Linked DNA regions of Mus musculus: regions 1, 3 and 4 are each linked to region 2. Evidence: chromatin loops called from intact Hi-C (ENCODE). Cell type or tissue: heart. All regions are shown on one strand. Region 1 overlaps Tbc1d1 (TBC1 domain family, member 1). Region 2 overlaps Tbc1d1 (TBC1 domain family, member 1). Region 3 holds the start of Tlr6 (toll-like receptor 6). Region 4 has its middle 13 kb from the start of Gm31889.

Region 1 (5,000 bases), 55 kb after region 2:
CAGACCCTTCTGATGCCATAGTCCCAACTATCGGGATGCATCCTTAGGAGCTGGCCCCAAGCACAGGGAAAGCCTATGTGTAAGGAAGTTCTCTGAAGAGTCATGCTTGTAATATCAAAAAATTGGAAACTTCAAGATGGCAAACGTTATTGAGTGGTCTGATATGTTTTCGGTATGCTGGTGGGGAATCGTGAAGCCATTTGTACTGATAGTTACCGGGACATGGTGCCACACAAGAAAGCCCTTAGAACATAAGATTATGAGAAAAACGGTAGGTGGGATAGGATATTTGGTGTTAGTTGTGTTACAGCTAGGGAAGTACGCGTAGAACAGTGACGAGGAAAGGCAGTGTAAAGACGACGGAAGCTGTACTGGGGGTTTTGCCCTCCACGCTTCCTGCCTGGGGCTTTATTGCTTCAGTAATAAAGCTGACGGGATGTCTTTCTGACAAAAACTGAGCATAAGGAAGTGAATAATTCCTACTTTGACAAGCAGAAGAAAATGCTCTTTTCAACACCAAAACTCTGGCAACACAGTTTTCTGAAAAGTGTGGAGAAATGGAGAGGCAGGAAGGAGTGGAAGGTTTGAGGTGGGATCTGATATGGAGCCAGACTAAAGAAGACAAGGGCTGCTCCTTGTGGGCTGTGGAGTGACGCTGCTCAGGGCCTGGGTTTTAGACAGCTCAGAGGGAGAGAAGCTGGGCTTCTACAAGTGAACCCCTTCCTATCAGCCCCCCAGTGTCTAACATTTGGTCTTTAGTTCATGGATCGTGCTTTTCTGAGGTACCACTGTGGAGTCAGACTTTAATCTTAGGCCTTTCTGCATCAGTCAGTCACTTGTGATCTGTAAGTAGGTAAGAACAAGGTCCTGATTGCCATCCCTTTATTCTTCAGTCCCTTGGCCAAGGGAAGCCCTACTCAAGGAATAGGGCTCTTGCCCCACCAGACAGTCTGCTGTGGGTTTGGACCATTCCTGGGGCACAGAACAATTACACTGAGACAGTGAGAACCCAAGATATTTATTAAGAACTCATGAAGGCGCAGAAGGGCACAGCCTGTGGTTCAGCTTAGCTTAACATGTCGTCCTAACTCTGTAGAAAAGGCCAGAGACTTTGGTGCCAAGTTTCCCAGGAGAGGAAATGATCTTTACATTCAGTGAGTTTTCCATCCTCAGAATTACACAGGAGCACTTTCATGGCAGTGGGAACCCCACAGTGCATATCCATTGCAGTTCTGCTGAGATACGAGGTTCAGTTCCAGAAGGTCCAGCTAAGATGGAGGCTTTCCAGGCATGCACCGGAACCTCTGTGAACTGTATCCCTTCACCCCCAGCTCAGTGCGGGGAGGTAGGTGTTACGCCCTGTGTGGGAGGCCAGGAACTGAGGCCCAGAGAGACTGAGTCCCTCAGATCCTCAGGGGCAAAGCTGACTCCCAGCCTGAGCTGTCACCAGGGATGGGAAATGCTAATGGTGCCCACTGAGCCTCTCAGGAACAAAAAGAAATCAGGTAGACGTGACAGCACGGGACTTAGTATTTGCATAGACTAACTTTTGAATCTACTTAGTATTAATCATGGAGTTAACCTGAAAACTAGGAAGCTGAATTTTTTTTTTTAAGACAACTGGGAATGGCAGGAATGTGGCAGGGCTTTGTAGGACAGCTTCAGTGCTCATAGGGAAGGGAACCCTGTAGGGGACCCTAGGGGAAAGCTGGCGTCCCACAGCTAGGAAGGGTGTTGGCTGCATTAGTTAGGAAATGCAGTAGAGTACAGCTTCTGTCCTTCAGAAGCCGCAACTCCATTCTCAGAAGAGTGTTCTAGACTGCCAGACCACCTTGAGAGTTGTGATGGTTGCTTTCGACTGTCAGCTTGCCAAGATAGAATCACCTTAGGACTGGTCTAAGACAGTTTCCAGATTAGGCTAATTAAAGTGAGAAAACTTACCCTAAATTCGGACAGTGCCATCCCAGGAGAGACAGCTCCCGGGAGGAGAAAGGAGACAGTGAACTGAGCTGCTACACTTGGCTCTAGGCTTCCTGGCTGTGCGTGTATTGTACCCAGCCATCTCAGGCTTCTGCCACCTCAGGCTCCAGATACCTCAGGCTCCAGACACCTCAGCCTCCAGACACTCCTGTCTCCTGTCACCTCAGACTCCAGACACCCCTGTCTCCTGCCACCTCAGGCTCCAGACACCTTAGCCTCCTGCCACCTCAGGCTCCAGACACCCCTGTCTCCTGCCACCTCAGGCTCCTGCCACATCAGGCTCCAGACACCTCAGGCTCCAGACTCCTCTGTCTCCTGCCACCTCAGGCTCCAGACGCCCAGGCTCTCCACCTCATGAACTGGGCCAAAATAAACCCTTTGTTCTTTGTTACTTTCATTGACCATTTTGTCACAGCAGTATCAGGAAAGTACCTGTTATAGGCCTCTGCTGGGTGACTTCAGCCTGCAGGCTTACCTTATTGGAGAGAGGGCATTGCAGTGAGCAGCAGTCTGCTGACTCACACTGGGCCCACTCCAGCCCTGTCGCTCTTCCTCCTCAGGAGAAAGTGCAGACACTGCCCCCTGGGTGGCGTCTGCACTTTGGGCTTGTTTCACAAGTGTGGCTCTGTTGTCACTGTTGCTGTTAAAGGAAGAGAGCCGGCTCTGCTCATCCATGTGTGAGTGACAGTTGGGATTGGCTCATTTCTGCAGATCTGGGTCAAGAGGACTTTTTCTATAAACAGTCCCATTACTTTGTCATTCTTACAATTCTTAAAAACCCAGCTGAATTGTAACTAAATGTGGTGACCTTGCAAACAGAACATGAGTCCTTTGTCACATTTAACCTATAGTCAGCGTATTTCATAGCATTTGCAGGGAAAGCCGCTAAGAACTACAGTTTTGAAAGTCTTGTCTGTGCCCCTGAGTGCCTGGTGCCTATGAAGGCCAGAAGAGGGTGTCAGCTCCCCTGGGAACTGGAGTTACAGCTAGGAGCCACCAGTGGGTGCTGAGAATTATACCTGAATCTTCGAGAAGGGCAGCCAGTGCTTTTAACTGCTGAGCTGTCTCTCTAGGCCTTGAAAAGTTTTTTTGTTTTTTAAATCTTTTTGGCCTTGTAGAAGCGTGTTAGAACCTATATTTATTCTTTTCCTTTGCAATTACCTCTAGGTGTTTGTTGTCCTCACCGTGTAAAACCATTGACCTTGTCAGAGCTGAGTTTTCTCCTCTCCGTGTGCTTCCACGCGTGCGCGTGAGCACAGGTACCTGTGCCCGTGGGAGGCCTGTCTCAGTGACTCAGCCTGGTGGCTTCTCTACCCAACAGGTGTTTGAGATGGACATCGCCAAGCAGCTCCAGGCCTATGAGGTCGAGTACCACGTGCTCCAGGAGGAGCTTATTGAGTCCTCGCCTCTCAGTGACAACCAAAGAATGGAGAAATTGGAGAAAACCAACAGCAGCTTGCGCAAACAGAACCTTGACCTCCTGGAGCAGTTGCAGGTAGAGCATATTTGCCGAGCGGCTTCCCGAGCCTCTGTGTAGTCGCTCATTAACTCACCAAAGGCACCAGCAGCCCGGGCTTTCCCAGGACCGCAGGACCTTTCCCACCCCGCGCTCTTTGTAGTTGCGATCAGAGGTGTCCCAGGAGAATCAGCCCTTTTATTGCAGAGCAGACAGTGTCCTTGCCACGGTCAGACAGTCCAGGAGCTTTCTGAGAGGCTCTTTCTACACTAAGCTTTGCAGGAGACCAGCTTGGCCCCAGATGCTGACTGCCAACAATTGTGCTTTGAATAATGATGAGAGAGTCTTAAGCTTTTGTTGCCTGGGGGGGAAACAGGCCAGGTCCTTGGAGAGATACTGAAGGAAGGAAGTAACTTAGAAATCTATCTAACGAACTAAATCAGAACAGTTGATGCTTATTTATAAGTCTGATTCGGATGCGAAGGTTTATTAAGCGGCATAGTTCTCCTGTACACCCCGCCCCCATCTTAAGTGGGTGAATGCAGGTAAGGACACAAGACCAGCACTATAAATAGTCCATGCAGAAGGGAGAGGGAATGACCCTGATAGGTGTGCAAAAGTCACTGCAGGGCGTGGCTTCTCTGTCAGTCCATTGGCACTAAGTAACCATGAATTCTCCTTGTTTGATAGTATAAATGAGAGAATGTGTCCGTGTTCAGAAATTATTAGAGTGACACTTTTAAAATAGGTTATTAATGGAGGCTCTTGGCTCCATAGAAATGTTCTCCATCCATATCTGGTTCTGATCTTTCCCCATAGAAAGCCGCCACTTGCTGAGTTTGTCCATAAAGTGAGAAAGGTGGGCATTTGAGTACTCTGCTCCCCCCCCACACACCCCCAGATGCCCTTCTCTCAGCAGTCCTCAACCACAGGAGCGTGCGAAATCAAAATGCTTCCCTTGCTCATCCTAACTGCCAGGAACATCTGAAGTCCCACTATTTAGTCTGTCCTTACTAAAAATATGCTGCTACACTCTTCCCTAGAAGTCTCAGCTGTCACCTGAAGGGAAGTTAAAGGGGACAGAGAGCCTGCTCTGTCCCACAAGGGCATACTGTGCAGTAGACCCTGACCTAGACCTTGAGGTGAGCATGTCCCACAGAGTTCCGCTTTGCTTTGTGAAGCCGCAGCTTTGTATGAGCAGAAGTACACACAGGTTCCTGGGTTAGGCTAATCCTGGGTCCGTAGTTGGAGGTTTGAAAGCAGTCACACACTGCTTCTGTCTGAGGGGGCTGTGAGTCACTGCTGAGAAGCCGGCATACTGAAGGTCACTCATGCTCTCTGGAGCCAGGGCTCCTACACTTCTAGGAGAGTCTTATCCAGGGTTGCTAGCCCACTGTAGGTACTGAGCCTGTGCTGTGCTGGGCACAAGCTGAGTAGCACATTGCCCTTCCCGAAAACATGGGCAAGGGATTGTGGCGTGTGGTTAGGCTCTGTGCTAATGCAGAGGTGGTTTCCTCATGATTCTCTCTGTAAGTATGTATCCCATATGTATTTTCTCCCTTTG
Region 2 (5,000 bases):
TAAGAAAGAAAGTCATGAAGTGTGGGTAGTAAACAACTCCGGTGGTTCCTTGTACAAGCTCAGCCGCTCCATGATTGTCCATTCTGTGTTTATGCTCCACACTCCAGGAGGCCAACTATGAGCTACCCTGAGAGGAAGCCTTACTGCTTCCTTAAGTAAGAGAACAAGGCAGAGACAGCTCTCAGCCTTCCTTGCTCCTAACACAAGCCTGCAGTCGTTTTAAAAGCATGTGTTTGCTGTTCAGTAGTGATACTACTGCAAGAGCAGCGGTGTGGTCTGTGAACTAGGGGTTCTGATTTTTATGTCTGAGCCAAATCCTGTGGGGAGGATTAGTTTCTAAGGACAAAATTCATAAAACCAAGGGGAACTAGAGGGTGAACAGTGAGATAGTGTTGAAGAAACCTATCTAAGGAGGGGTTACACTGTACTTACAAATGCACTGTCTAATAAAGCTAAGGAAACATCTTCAATGTGTCTGCCTCCCACCCGTGCTATGGATAGAACCCAGGTCCTTGCGCGTGTCAGGCAGCTACTCTACCACTGAGCTGTGCTCCGGCGGGCCCCCTCCCCTTCTGAGTTCAGCAGTGACTAGTTGAAGTTTTGTGAGACTGACAAGTTTAAATTAGCAAAGTCTGAGAGGGCTAGCACTGCTCCTGAGCCTACAAAGGGTTGGTACATCTCAGATGGTTAAATGAAATGCCGCACTCACCACGTGGAAGCAAAGTTGTATAAATAGGAAACCAAGTTCTATCCAGCTGTGACGAGACAAGTGTTTCCACAGCGAAGCAAACAGAGACTGTGAAGGGAGATGCTAAAAGCTGCTTGGTGGCTGAAATATGAAGCCCAGGGCTTACTGGTACTCCCACACAGTAGTGGCTGCTTACCATTGTTGTCTCTGAAACCCAGGGAAGCCACTGGCTCTCTGGGTGAGGGCTCTCAGCACTGAGCACTTGGAAGGACCATACTTGGTAAAGATTCACTCTGTCCCGGGTGGTATGGCAGAGGTGCTAGTAAATCAGAGTGAAGCTGTGGCAGGCGGAGTGTGCTCATCCGAGGGCTAGGCGGAGGGCACGCAGACACACTGCTTTCTCTGAGTAGAGGACAGCGATGCTCCACCTTCGAATTAAGTCTCTGGTCTTCAGAGCCTCACTGTTGTCCCTACCACAGACAAGTGGGTGGCAGTACACTTGTCCCTGGGCAAAGTTATGCACACACTTGTCTCTTAAGTGGTTTTGTCTGTGGATTTCACTAGCTTTCATGAGATTGGGGTCCTTTGGTGATCTTGTTGAAAGGTGGATTGTTGAGGTGGGACCAGTTGCATCCCAAGCTCTGTCTCTGAAAGGCTTTCTTTCCCACTGATACTGCTGTGAATAGCCCATTTTGAGTAGTTAGGGCATAGAGTAAAGCAGCCACAGTGGGTATGATATGAGTCTTCCAGGCCTAGCTAGTCTCTGGGCCTCTGCAGTCTACACTCAGGGCTCTCCAAGGTCCAAGAGCCTCCAATAATCTCGGTTCTCAATGAATTTCTTGTTTTCTTTGTGGTGGCAGGAACGAAGACAGGGCCTGCTGGGCCAGTGCTCACCACTGAGCTGCCAGTGACCTTTTATGAGAAGGATGCGTGTGTAAGAAAGCAGGGTGCACTGGAGAACAGTGATACCGAGTAAGCGGGTAAACATGGACCTGGGAAAGCAGCGGTCTACTGGCATCCTCTGCAGGCAGGCTTTGCCCAGTGCTGTGTTCCAGAGATGCACTGTCTACACAAGTCTGCTTTCCTTGTCGAGGGCTCTCTCCTCATTGTCAGGACAGCAGAGGATGCTGGAAACCAGCTCTTAACTAGCTAGTCTGTGCTGCGTGCCCTTTAGTTTCTTTTCTCAGCGTACCATATGAAGGAGAACTCTTTGTCATTATGAAATAATTTTTAGGCAGCTCTCCACTTGGAACAGAGAGAATCTTTTTGTTCTGTTTGTGCCAGGGAACAGTTTTAGCCTTCATTTAGTTCTTTTCATTTAAGTATTTCATATCACAGTGTGCATTTTACCAACAATAGATGCCTTCAGATTTTGACATGTTTTGAAAAGGGGAAGGAAACTCTTTTTGGCATAAATAAGAGTGATTTATTGACTTGAAGCCCTTTATGTGAGTATATAGTCCAGTAAAGCCAAGGCTGAGAGTTTTGTTTTGTTTTGTTTTGGCTTATGAGTACAGCTGGGTCGGCCTAAACCCTGAAGAACTTTAGGTTAGATAGCACATGAACCAAGAAGTAAACGTTTAAGGCCAGACTAAAGCGCGTAAGGGATCTTCGGTGTGACTTCTGTGTTACTGTGCAAAAGGTGGGAAGCACTTAGTGGCTGATTTGTTTTCAAAAATTGATTTACCTCGGGGAGATTTTAATGGCTAACATAAGTGAAATAATGCAAACGCCGTCTCCATCTCTGCATTTTCTCTTGATCAGGAGTGCTTGTCTTTCACTGGGCACGGGGACTTCATTGTTGAGACTGGGTCAGCCAGGCTGCCCCTGAGCTCACTGTATAGCTGATGCTGCCCTTGAACTCTCGAATCTCCCTCCACTTCTGAGTGCCGGGGTGCCACAGGTGTGCCCCCGTGCCTGATTTTTGGTGGTGGTGGTTTTTGGTGCTGGTAGCTTGTCTTTCTGGCTTTTGTGTTGTGTGTTGTTTAGTGCGGAGGTTGGACTAAGGGCTGCATGCCTGCGGGGCAAGTACTCAACCATATGGACTTTATCCCTGGTCTTCTGGGGAGATTCTTAAGTACCCAGGCTGTCCTCTCACAGGCCAGACTCATGTGAGTTCTCCAAAACTGGGATTGCTGCCACATCAAGACCAGGCAACCTCGGGTGACTGGAGAGCCTGTCACCACTTGGTGGCAGTGTTTCTCCCTGGTCTTGGTGGCTCTGCTCTCCCATCCCCAAGAAAGAGCTTGCTTTCTTCCCCAGTACTGTTGTGTTTGAGTTAAGATAGTTGTCCTTCTGCCCACTTGTAACTTATTTGAATAGGGAGTTGTGGGTTCTGTAGGACTTTATGGGACTAGTCTCCCTTTCTTCAGGGTTTTATGGCAACGGCAGAAGCAGGTAGTGTCCAGTTGACAGATGTGATTATTTTTAATTTCTCCTCTTTGAGATGGGTCTGGCTCTGTAGTGCTACTTGGCAGCCTGTGCCCTAGCCTCACAGATACTGGAGTTCCAGGCATGTGCCACCTCCCCTGGCAAGATTGGTTTTCCTTCAGTTTTATTTAACTTTGCTTTTCGGTGGTGAATAAAGATCTGTCTTGAGATGGAGTTTTCAAACCAAGGATTTGATTGTTCATGTGAAGTTTTTGGTTTTTTGGTTTTGTTTTGTTTTTTCTTCTGTTTTGTGTTTGTTTTTGTATGTGTTGTCTTTGGCATATCATCCTAGAAGCCACTGTGACTGGCCTTGGCTGGCTGCTCCTGCCTGCACTTGTTAACACTGCTAAGGCAGCCCTGTCAGCTTTTCCTGATGCACCTCTGGAATTCAGACAGCAAGTTCGACCACTTCTGCTTGCTAGCAAGGCTCGAGGAGTAGAGCTGAGGCTTCTATACTGCAGTGTGGGAGCTGGGGGTCCTGGGAGTCAGGTGACCAGGACTTGATTGCAGCATCCAGCTGCCAGGGACTTCCTCCTTAGGGTCAAGTGACTGCTCAGAGCATGCCCCCAGGACAAAGTCCAAAGTGGACGTTTTGATTTGTCATTCTCATTTTAAATTTTGTGGCGAGGACAGGGTCTCACATAGTTCATACTGGTCTTGAACTTTGTGTAGCTAAGGCTGTCCTTGAACTCCCAATCCTGTGAGTACTGGAATTACAGATGTGATTTTCTTCTCTAGCTTAATTTGTTACCATTCAAGGTTTCAATAAGCTGTTGAGTTTAAATAAGACAATGGCAAGAAGTTTACAGTGTTTTCAGGGGAATCAAATCTGTGGACTTAGTGCAGTCTGGTCTGAGTATGACCAGCACAGAGGCTCCATGTCCTGTAGGTACTGTTCTGTACCCCCAGCTTTCCCTCCCGTGAATGTCTGCTGACAGTTCCTACTGCACCAGCCTGCTGGCCCCGAAGCTCTACACCCTCTAGCGTCCCTAGGTACAGGGATGGCCCCGAAGGGGAGGGCAGCATGAGCTCTGGGAAGGGATTCTTTCCTTGGAAAACACAGTTTATTTTTACTTACAAAGCAACTCTATTGAGATATATTTTGTATACTGTACAAATCACCCATTTAAAGCCCACAGTTCAGTATTACTATTTTTAGAGATGCAGTCAGAGTACTGAGCAGCTATTACTATAGTAATTACTGTAGTACAAGTTAAAAATCCTTAAATCACTAGATAAAGAATTTTCTAACCATCACTTCTCAGTCCATTGTCCCCACCCCTAGCTGACAGGCAGCCACTAATCTACCATGTCTCTGCAGATTTGCTTATCCTGGACACTTCCTGTAAATGCATCCACAGAATTTGTGGTCCCTCTGCTGGCTCCTCCCACTTCTCATGATGTTCTCTAAGTCTTGTGTCATGTCAGTGCCTTATTCTCTGATGGAAACTAATGCTCCGACCTGTGGACATGTTACATTCTGTTTAATGTCTCCCAGTCAGTAGACAATGTGAGTTGTTTCCACCTCTTGGCTATTAAGAATAGTGCTGTTCTGAGCATTGATGGAAAAGGGGTTTTGTGGATGATCATTAGTCAGCTATAGGATGGAACACAGGACCCCCGATGGAGGAGCTAGAGAAAGTACCCAAGGAGCTGAAAGGGTCTGCAACCCTATAGGTGGAACAACAATATGAACTAACTAGTACCCCCAGAGCTCATGTCTCTAGCTGCATATGTAGCAGAAGATGGCCTAGTCGGCCATCATTGGGAAGAGAGGCCCCTTGGTCTTGCAAACTTTATATGCCCCAGTACAGGGGAATGCCAGGGCCAAGAAGTGGGAGTGGGTGGGTAGGGGAGCAGGGCGGGGGGAGAGTATAGGGAA
Region 3 (5,000 bases), 670 kb after region 2:
GACTCTAATTTGTAAGAATACAGATTAGAGCATCTCAAAACCCGTGGGGGAAGAATGTGAAAAAATTATGCCTAATGCAAATAGCAGTGATGTCAGGATCAGGGCTTAATTTAATTTTCTTTTTTACAGTTTCAAGTATTTCTAAAATTTCAAAACTTTTAACATCTTCTGGGGTCTCAGGCTATTATCTCTTACAATCTTGTAAAAAGCCGTCTTTATTTGATGTGCCAGGGTGAAGTGATATGGGGGGAGTCCCCCATCTCAGAGGAGGAGGAGGGGGGAAGTTGGAAGAGGAGCTGCATGAGGGGGCACTGATAGGAGAGGGAGCTGATATTGGGATGTAATGTAAATGAATGAGCGAATTAATTAATTAATTAATTAATGGGAAAAGTTGTCTCTAACAGAATTTCAGCTTGGAGTGTGGAGGCGGGCATAATGTTCCACTCCGTGCTGAGGCAGTTGAGGGTTGCCGGGAGAAGAGGAGCCCTTGGTAAGCCTAACTCAGTCCAATATAAGGCAACATAGCCAAGAGTACATGGATAGCACAAGTTGGATTTGATGGGATTGGACGGGGGTGGGTTGGGGGGACACTCAGGTGGGTGGGTGGTTAAGAGTTAGGAAGGGGCGAAGAAAAACACAGTGTTCAAAATTCTCAAAGAACTAATCAATTAAAGCTCTCTTAAAATATACCCCGCCAAAAAGTTTTATATGCAAGCATGCTTGTATTATTTATGATATAAATACACACATAAAGAGGGCCCAACCTCTTCAACAAGGTGGCAGAGAATGGACATTCACGGATGAGGTCCCCTCCTACAAATCCCCCTCCCCCACCCCCCGAGGGCAGCTTACGTGTCTATGTTCAAGGGACTGTCATTCATTCAGCTGCCATGTCCCCCACATGGATATGCGCGTCCTGGAAGATGCTCAGAACCTCGAGATGTTCCTAGGGTGCACATTCTGGCAAACAGCCCCAGACTTTAATGAATTCGTAGGTAGCATGGGTGGGACAAAGGGGAAGGTTTATTTATTTATTTTAAAGGAAGTATGAGGAGACAATAAGAATTTGCTTAATACATCAAACAGAAAGTGAAAGAGAAAAGAATAGTCAACCACAAAACCAAAAGTGGTGGCGGATGGAGGGAGCGCCGTAAAAACTAAAGCTATGAGAAAAGGGGGGTGGGGGGGAGGGTTGTAATCAAGTCAACACAAGCACAAGAGAAACCTGGCTCTGTCAAACTTTGGGTTTGAAGGCCAAGTGCCAGCTTCCGGCTGGATTCAAAGTTACAAAGAGTTTGGGAATCTTGATCTCAGTCACTTCCACCAAATGTTTCTTCAGATTCTTCTGTGGACAAAGGGCACGGCAAAAACTAGCGCAGCGGAAACGAATTCACATAGGAGGGACAGAATTAAATCCTTCCTCCAAAACGCTCATAAATTAGTGAGAGGTACAGACTAATAAAAGATTATAGTACCACGTGATGAGGAAACAGAACACTGTTTTTATACACACAGCCCAGTGTGCTGTCACGACCACAAAAGACTACAAAACTTCGTGAAAGGAGAAAACAGCCCAAACCAACGGGACAGGAAAAGTCACAGAAGTCGACTCACTTCCTTGGCTACCGCTGAAATGCCAGCTGTTGTCTGTCTACCCGAAAGTCACAGAAAATTCTTAGGTAGTCCAAACGACAGCCACGCTTTAAAACACCGCCACAAAATCGTTTTGTAAAAATTTCAAAGAAAGGTTACCTATTTCCAGCACTGACGGTACCATTTTCTTTCTCGATTGAAATATCAACGCAGTAATTTGAAAAATCCAGAAAAGCCTTCTTACTTACCAAGACTTCCTTCTCCGAATTTCTCTGAAAAAATAAGTTGCTTGACCAACCCTAGTCCTAAGCCTGGGAACCACGGTACTTAGGAGTGGTTTGGCGTCATCTCTTGGTACTCGTTGGAATTACCCCGTGTATAAAACCCTTCCAAAGCAGAGGGGCTCTGAGCTGCCGTCTATAAATCTTTGCTTCAATCTTTAGATTCATATAAACAAGCAGATTATGAACATTTTGGTGTTACTACGAGTATTTATTTAAGGTATGTTTTGTCTGCTTTTTGGTTTTTATTTTTGTTTAGTTTTGTTGTTTGTTGTTTGTTTTGTTTTATTTCAGACTGAATTTTAAATTGCCACCAGGATAGAAGTTAGGAGATTCAGTTCTGTGCTGTGACAATCCTTCATATTTCCCCTACAAAATCACCACTGTCATTCGAGCAAGGTTTCAGCACCTTGGGACTGACAGAGATACTTTAAAAACAAAATAAGCTTAAAGCTCATGGCGTGCTTTTTGGAAAGCCGGTTTTCAAGAGAAGTTTCAGTGTCAATACACATTTAGCCAGCCTCGACAGTTTGTCAACATTCACTACTACTGGGAGCTTCAGTTCTTAATTCGGGAAGAGCAAGCGATGCTGGTCTTCTTCCACAGCAGCTTAGAACTTGGTTTTCTAAAGACTGTTTAGAATTTGAGAAACACGTTTAGTCAAGGCTGAAAGGCAAAGAGGATGAAGGGCAGACACTTTGAGCAGGTGTCCCTGTATCCCGGCTTCTCACTCGATTAACTAGATGATCGTCTCCTAATTGATCTCTCTGGCTACCATCATCTCGTCTTTGAACAAAAAAACAAAAACAAAAAACTACCAAGACTGTACGTTGGCCAATGATAAGCTGGAAATCACTTCTGCTTTCGGGAGGAAACGAAGAAGAACATCTTACTGCTCATAGTCACTCAGCAAACATAAGAGGAAGTCTTCTCCGAACTGGGGAGGCTCAGCAAGGAGTGATGGGGCAAAGCTGGCAACTAGTGTGTGGAGGGAGCGAATGAGTGGAGATATCCAGACCCGACTGGAGACCTAGGCAGAGGGGAGAGGAGCCAATGAGATGCAAGGGATGGCAGGCAACACTGGGCCTGCTTCTTAAGAAACCACATGATTCAGAGGTATACACACAAGCTTGAGCAAGCACGCACGCACGCATACAGGCACACACATACGTGCGCCTAGCATTGAAGAGCGGTCACATGACTCACATCTCGGTTGTATTGCACAGTAATGATGACCTTTGGGGATGCAAGTGCTACTCCTGTTGAAGCTGTCACAACTCTAAGGGGAAGGGTAGAGCCAACCTAATTCATGCAACTCACATGGAAGGGACCACATGACAGGAAAATGAGCAGAAAAGAGAACACATTGGGCTGAGTGCCTCGCTTAGCCAACTGTGTAGCTTTGGGCAAGTTGTGTAACCTCACTGAGATTATTTTTTCATCTACAGAACAGTCAGAGTTGTGATTTTTTTTCGAGGGATGATAATGAATACCAAGCAGCTGGAATGATAACTGACAAAAAAAGAAGCCACAAGAGTAGGAGATTTGGATTCTGTGAAAGCCATGTTTTCACATGGGAAAGTAGAAAGATCATAGAGCATTGAGATCACATGAAGCAAATCAGGAAGCAGAACTATGGCCTAGCACGCATATACAGGGCTCGTCTTCCTGCCAGCTTTACTCTGGGCATTTTACAAGTACTTACCAACACTCATAAAGGTGCTGGGAGATAAGTGTTCTACCCCCACCTCACACTGGTTCAGGAGTAGCTAAGAAATGGACTGGTCAGGGGCAGGCCGTCCCAAGACTGTGCTCAGCATCACAGTGTGCCAGGTCCCAAGTCTCACATAAGGAGACACCGAGAGGTAGCCATTTGACTCAGAAGCCGGAACTCAGGTTCAGAGTCAGAAGCCGATGGATGCCTGCGGCCAGAAGGCAGAGGGAGCACCACCCTGCCTTCACTTCCAACTGTCTGATTTCTAGAGCCATAAGAGGAACACATTGCTGTTGTTTTAAGCCACGTGGCTAAAGGAAATTTCCTATATCGGCCACAGGAGACTAGTAGCATTATCACATGCATATACTGGAACACATACAATGCTTTTCTTCAGAACTCTTGTCTTCCAGCATAACTAAGAGAGAGTCCCATTCACCATGTTATCCCCCTTTGTCCTTTAAAAAATACCATATATGATGTTTCATATTTTATGAGATAGCATCTTACAAGTGGGTCTCATATCGTCCTGCCTCGGCTCCCCGGTGTTGACATTGCAAGCATGCGCCACCCTATCCGATTTTATGTGTTATGCTACTTTAATTTTTTTTAAATGTCACAGTGGGATAAATAAGATAATATAGCCTAAAGCCAGTTAATATCCTGTCGCAGTTCAGACAGAAGGAAAACATTATTAAGTACTGATATTAAAGCTAACATTTGCTGTTGAATTTGTGGGGAAGACAAACCACGGACTGAATTAAAATGGTATTTGTAGTGCGTACAACCATGTAATGGTATCCAAACTATGTCAGGTTTTCCACACATCAATAAAAATGTGACTGAGAAACCCAAAGGGCGGGCACAAATTAAGCCAAGAATATAATCGGATGGATTGGGGGCGGGGCTAGAAATGGGTCTAACACGAGAAAGCACACGGCGAAGCATCCTCACTGCCTGTGGGAAGATACAGACACTACTCAGTGCACACTCCTGAGATAGACAAAGAACAGGACACTCAGAGATACCAAGTATGAGTCAGAATGTTAGAAACAGGAGCTTACCAACACTTCCCGTGCTCCCAAATTGTTAAAAAAGGCTCAGAGGAGCCAGATGTTGACACCATTTTTGAAGCTCTTCTCATGACTCTTGGTGTCATAGGAGGATCTAGGCACTGAGACCTGCATACTAGCCTGGTGTCTGGCTCCTAGCTGCATCCTTATAGGACCCTGGAGGCATCTGCCCTTGACTTTCTGATTTCCCCATCTCTGTCTTTCCTTCCAGCATTTGAAACCAGTCCTTGAAATCAATCACCAACTGATCTCAACCATTCTGCCTGATGTTTCAGGTTTGGTGTTTGGTTCACTAAGTTGAGCACCAGCCCTTCACTAATTCAGGTTTTGGTAGTTGAA
Region 4 (5,000 bases), 580 kb after region 2:
TCTGGGTTCTTTCCAGCTTCTGGCTATTATAAATAAGGCTGCTATAAACATAGTGGAGCATGTGTTCTTATTACCAGTTGGAACATCATCTGGATATATGGCCGGTGGTCTTTACAATAAAACTATGGAGTGGATTTCTGTCTCTCCCTTGGATCTTATTCCGGGTGGATATCTCATCCAGTGAGTTAGTTAGAGGATAGAGAGTGGCTTCCTGGCTCCCAGGTCAGACTCATCTCTCCCCAAAACCCTACCAGAGCTTCTACAGTCTCCAAAATAACATTCTCATGGATGGTTGAAGGTCTCTGGTCACTTGATCCTAGATGGATCCAGGCTCAGTCCAAAGCTTGGATGGAAGAAATGCTACATGTCACATTAGAATCTCCAGCCATTTCACCAAGGTCCCAAAATGAATAGGGGGGGGGGGAGGCGGGGGAGGGGGGGCTGGCTCAGTGGTAAAGAGCACTGACTGCTCTTTCCAGAGGTCCTGAGTTCAATTCCCAGCAACCACATGGTGGCTCACAACCGTCTGTAATGGGATCTGATGCCCTCTTCTGGTTCTGTCTGAAGACAGCAACAGTGTACCCATATAAATAAAATAAATAAATCTTTAAAAAAAAATAGTTAATGTGGGCACCAAGACTCTCACGAAGCCCCCTGGGGCTTACTTTTTAACATGACAGGAAAGCTATGGAGGGCCATGCTGAGTGAAGTACCTTCTTGGTCTGTTACCCTATTATTGTGTTTGGCAAGTGAGGGAGTCAGGGCATTAGTTACTCTACCGCAGAGCCAGGCCTCAGCAGACACCACCAGCCACTTCCCCACAGTCAGTCAGACCTGGGCCACTGGGTCCCCTGCCTTGTTGCTTGGCAGCTTTCTTCAAGGCCTGGCCTGGGCAGCCACACCCAACATTCTCACCACACCCTGTAATTCTCGCCACCCAGAAGTTCTTGCCACACCCTGCCTGCTCCCGGAAGGTAAACAAGGCCTCCAAAGAAGGGCTGCATTGTGTGCTTGCCCTCTTGGCCTTGGCTCTGGAGGCCCCAAATGGGCCTTTGACTTACAAACTCTGGCAGATCTATAAACAGTGACTAGAACAGAGGCCCTCCTGAACTTCAGCTGACCTCCAAGCTGGTCGGTTCTGAGGGACAAGTGCCTAGGCACCTGACTCCAGTGAGCAGAATTTCTACACCACCCAGAAGTGGGGGGAGTTTGCATTTGGGAAAGATAGAGGGAGGGGTGTCATGCTCCCTGGGGAAGACTGAAGTTTGGTCGTGTCACCCAGAGTAGAAGAAATTGCTGGGACATCAGTGAAGACCTCGGCAATGAGAGATGACAAAGTTCCTTTCCATGGAGCCCTGATTTGCACAGATGCAGCCGCTGAGGCATACAGAGTGCTTGCCCTGCGTCCCCCACTAAGCCTCAGATCCTTACCTTATTTGTGGATCATGCTGAGGGCGAAGCTCACTGTTTTCATTTCGCTAGTGAGGAAGCTGTGGTCCAGAGCCAGTAAGCAGGCTGCTCAGGGGCTGCTGATGAGCCCACAAGAGGAAGAACTAAGTTCTGAACCTAGCCCCTGGCTGGAGGCTGCCACCAGGGCAGCCTGTGAGTTAACACTGAGTCCACTTTCTTATGTCACAGGATGCACAGAAAAGGAGTCACTTTGGGGGTGTCTTTGTCTATTTTGACTGCTGCAATAAAATGTCGCAAACTTAGACCCTTTACAAACAACAGAAATATGTTGTTGAGAGTTTGGGAATTTGGAAGTTCAAGACCGAGGCACTAACAGATCTGGTATCTGCCCACCTGTGGTCATGGGGATGGTTCATGCTGTGATTGTTCCAGCAAGAAGAGGCGGGACACCACGGCCCCACCCGTTCAGGACCTCAGTACCTTATATCACCTTGTGACTTTCGTACATGGGCTTCATAGGATACAAGTACACTATAGCAGACAGACTGCTGAGGATCCCCCAAAATTATCAGGTCTCCTCAGAGTAGCTGGGTCATGTGCAGAAGGTTGGCGGGACTTTCTTACAACCAGAAAAAAAACTTGGCCCATTTGCCCTAAAAGCTCTCGAGTGGCGCACGGCTTTAATCCTAGTCCTTGGGAGGCAGAGGCAGTCTGATTTCTGAGTTCAGGTCAGCTTAGTACAGAGGTCCAGGACCACAAAGACTAACCCTGTCTTGAACACCGAAAAAGAGGGAGCTAGAGAGATGACTCACTGGTTAAGAGCACTGGCTGTTCTTCCGGAGGACTCTGGTTCAATTCCTGACACCCATGTGGTAGCTTATAGCTGCAACTCCAGCTTTAGGAGATCTGGCACTCTTACACAGATGTACATGCAGGCAAAACACCAGTGAACATAAAATAAAAACAGATCACACTCATTGTTAACTGTGTGTACCGAAAGGGTAAAGAAATGCAGAGATTCCCCTCACAGAGACTCTATGCAAGGGGGAGTTCTGTATCTGACCTCCAGTGTGGCCTTCCAGGATTGTCCCTCTGAGGTAATTTCCTGCAAAGGATGTGACAAATACCCCTAGAAAGAAAACTCCCTAACACACAGGTGTGGAAGGCTGAATGCCCCAAACCCTACTAAACACAGGGCTTTGCTCCATACCGTCAAGCGTTTGCAAGTCAATGGGGAGCAGGCTTTCCTAGTGTAGTGTCTGGGAATAAGCCTCATTTGTTAGGCTCTTGGTTAAATGCCCCCTTTTCAAGTCCTCCAAGAAATATTCTGAAACATCAACTTACTTGTTCCCATGGATCTTTCCTTCAGTTAGTACGCTAGAAATATTTCAAGACTAATGGACAAAGGAAGGTTTAGGATCCGGGTTTTTTTTTTTTTCCAAGTGGGAACCCACATAATTTAAGTCATGGGTGCCCTCTGCTGGAGACCCAGGAAAAAACAAGGACTCTAGCAAGAGCTGGGCTTTAAGGTCCTCCCTCCTCTTCTCCATGGCTCCTCTTCCTGTCCTTGGTTATGGTAGTGAAGCTTAGTGAGGAAAAAGCTGGGACATTGTGAGCCAGGCTGGGACATCAAATCCTGGCTCCTTGTGACTTTGGGTTATTGAATCTGTCTTTTACCATCCTTATTTGAAAGACTGGGATGGAAGTTAGAGCCTATCTCTCAGAACACCTGCAAGATGTAAATGAAAGACTGTCCCGGACACTAGAGGAAGGGCTGCATCAATACTAAGTGGAGTACTCCACCCAGAGAGAGGAGTGTGCTACCCATGCATGCTCTGGTGGTTGCTTTTATGAATGGCATCATCACATTTTTTTTTTTTTTGACTAATGACATCTAAAAGAAATCTTTCTTCCCCTGTCTGAACCCCCAAGGGTCACTCTCATGGCCACGAGGAATTCTAACGATTTAGGAGTCATCAATAGGGAGGCGCCGCTGAGAGGGCTCCAGCAGAGATAACAGAGCACACAAGTAATATCGTCCATCAACCAACGTCCAGTGACTCAGCTGTGAAGCACTCCTGCTTTGGCTCGGATCACGGAGCCTTACCATCATTTGAAAGGGATGAAGGAAGTCACTCACGCTCTTGCTAGCAAAGAAAAACAGATCAGGGTTCAGGTCTTCCCCAGATAGCAGAGCAGGCTTTAGACAGGCTGGTGACACTGTGTCCAAACAGTGCAGCAGGCAGGTAAGCCTAGAAGGTAGATTTTGCCATGGCGATGGTGTGGCAGGAACAGCTTTTGAGCATTTTGCGTGGAAAAATTTCACGCAGACATACAACTTGTGCCAGGCCTTTTCTAAGCCTGCAATGAGCCATCTCTGACATTCCTTAAGCCGGAACTCTCCCCACATGCCCACCAGAGCACTAGCTAGCCTCTCCACTTACACTCGCTGGGTGAGAGAGTGGGGAGAAGCCTTTTGTTTCTGTTTCTGTCTGCCCAGATCTTAGCTCAGTGCCTGACACAATGGGCATGTGATAAGTATTGACTGTATGGAGGGATGGATGGACAGACAGACAGATGGGCTTGAATGAAGGGATAGATGAACAGATGGGCGGATGAAGGAAAGAAGGGAAGAACTGTGAGTCTGCCTCTTAGTTGCTTTGCTGCTACTGTGAGACAAGAGAAATTGAGAGAATAGGGGCTTATTTCTGCTCACTGTTGAAGGGTTCCATTGAAGTCAAGAAAGAAGCTCACATCACATACATAGATCAGGAAAGCAGAGGGACCAAACAGGCTGCTGCTCCAGTCCATGTATGCAGTTCAAAATCCCCTACCTGGGAATTGTCTTGTCTGCAGTTAGAAGATGGGCCTTCTTAATCAACCAATCAATTGATTATTACATTAATCAAGATAAGCCTTCCTAGGCACGCCCAGGGTCTCCTGTCCCAGGTGATTCCAGATGCTGTCAGCAGGACAATGAACACTCACCATCACAGCCAGGGACTGGGATGCTCTCCCTAATTGAAGAGAGAGAGAGAGAGAGAGAGAGAGAGAGAGAGAGAGAGAGAGAGAGAGAGCGCAATTAGCATCCTGGAGTGGCCCAAGAACATGGGCTAGTGTTCTGAGTCAAGAAGGAGGAGGCTTTGGCAGTACTGCTGAAGGAGACTCATGGCTGACAAAAATCTCAGAGGTCAGTCAGGTGGAAAATCACTGTGGAAGCCACCCAGAGTTGATTTTTAAAAGTCTAACTTCATTGCTGTGGATTGAATATGGCTGCCCCCAGGACTCAGTGAGTTAAAGGCTTTATCTTCAACTTGTGGGATTATTGGGAAGGGATAGAGACTTTAAGAAGTAGGACCTAGTGGGAGTTTTCAGGTCACTGGGAGTTTGCCCATCTTTTCCCTTGTCTACCTTACCATCAGGTAAGAACTTTTACTCTGTTGTGGGTTCCCACCACAATGTACTGCCTCACTATAGGCCCAAACTCAGCTGACTGTAGAGCAGAACCTCAGAAGCAAGGAGTCAAATGCACCTTTTCACAAGTAGCCATCACAGACAGTTGCTATAGTAACACAAAGCTGACTGGCACT

Evidence for each region. A loop is a pair of places that touch in the nucleus more often than their neighbours do. Peaks named below come from ENCODE experiments on the same cell type or tissue, not always from the same donor. Only the 100,000 strongest peaks of a DNase experiment are listed, where the experiment ranks them.
Region 1: a loop joins it to region 2, with 4 times the contacts of the local background. A loop is called at or near these places in 6 of 42 quality-filtered maps.
Region 3: it touches region 2 in a loop (2.3-fold over the local background); 6 of 42 quality-filtered maps call a loop at or near these places.
Region 4: it touches region 2 in a loop (9-fold over the local background); 14 of 42 quality-filtered maps call a loop at or near these places.

What each region holds. Positions count from the first base shown.
Region 1 is chr5:64,341,951-64,346,950 of GRCm38, forward strand. It overlaps Tbc1d1 (TBC1 domain family, member 1), which reads left to right. Exons shown (of 22, transcript NM_001310611.1): 21 at 3,302-3,475. Among named protein-coding and RNA genes, the nearest start is that of Gm43837, 34 kb to the right of the region's middle. In heart, a CTCF peak has its summit at 2,572; DNase peaks (open chromatin) are centred at 2,501 and 3,671; H3K27ac peaks cover 3,240 bases.
Region 2 is chr5:64,286,567-64,291,566 of GRCm38, forward strand. The region is part of intron 14 of Tbc1d1 (TBC1 domain family, member 1); the gene reads left to right. Among named protein-coding and RNA genes, the nearest start is that of Gm38634, 32 kb to the left of the region's middle. In heart, a CTCF peak has its summit at 2,871 (motif pointing right); DNase peaks (open chromatin) are centred at 1,665, 2,855 and 3,545; H3K27ac peaks cover 783 bases.
Region 3 is chr5:64,958,182-64,963,181 of GRCm38, forward strand. Tlr6 (toll-like receptor 6) reads right to left here and starts at 1,867. Exons shown (of 2, transcript NM_001359180.2): 1 at 1,842-1,867. In heart, a CTCF peak has its summit at 1,945; DNase peaks (open chromatin) are centred at 1,920 and 2,790.
Region 4 is chr5:64,863,938-64,868,937 of GRCm38, forward strand. No RefSeq gene overlaps it. Among named protein-coding and RNA genes, the nearest start is that of Gm31889, 13 kb to the right of the region's middle. In heart, a CTCF peak has its summit at 2,888 (motif pointing left); DNase peaks (open chromatin) are centred at 934, 1,514 and 2,894; H3K27ac peaks cover 1,785 bases.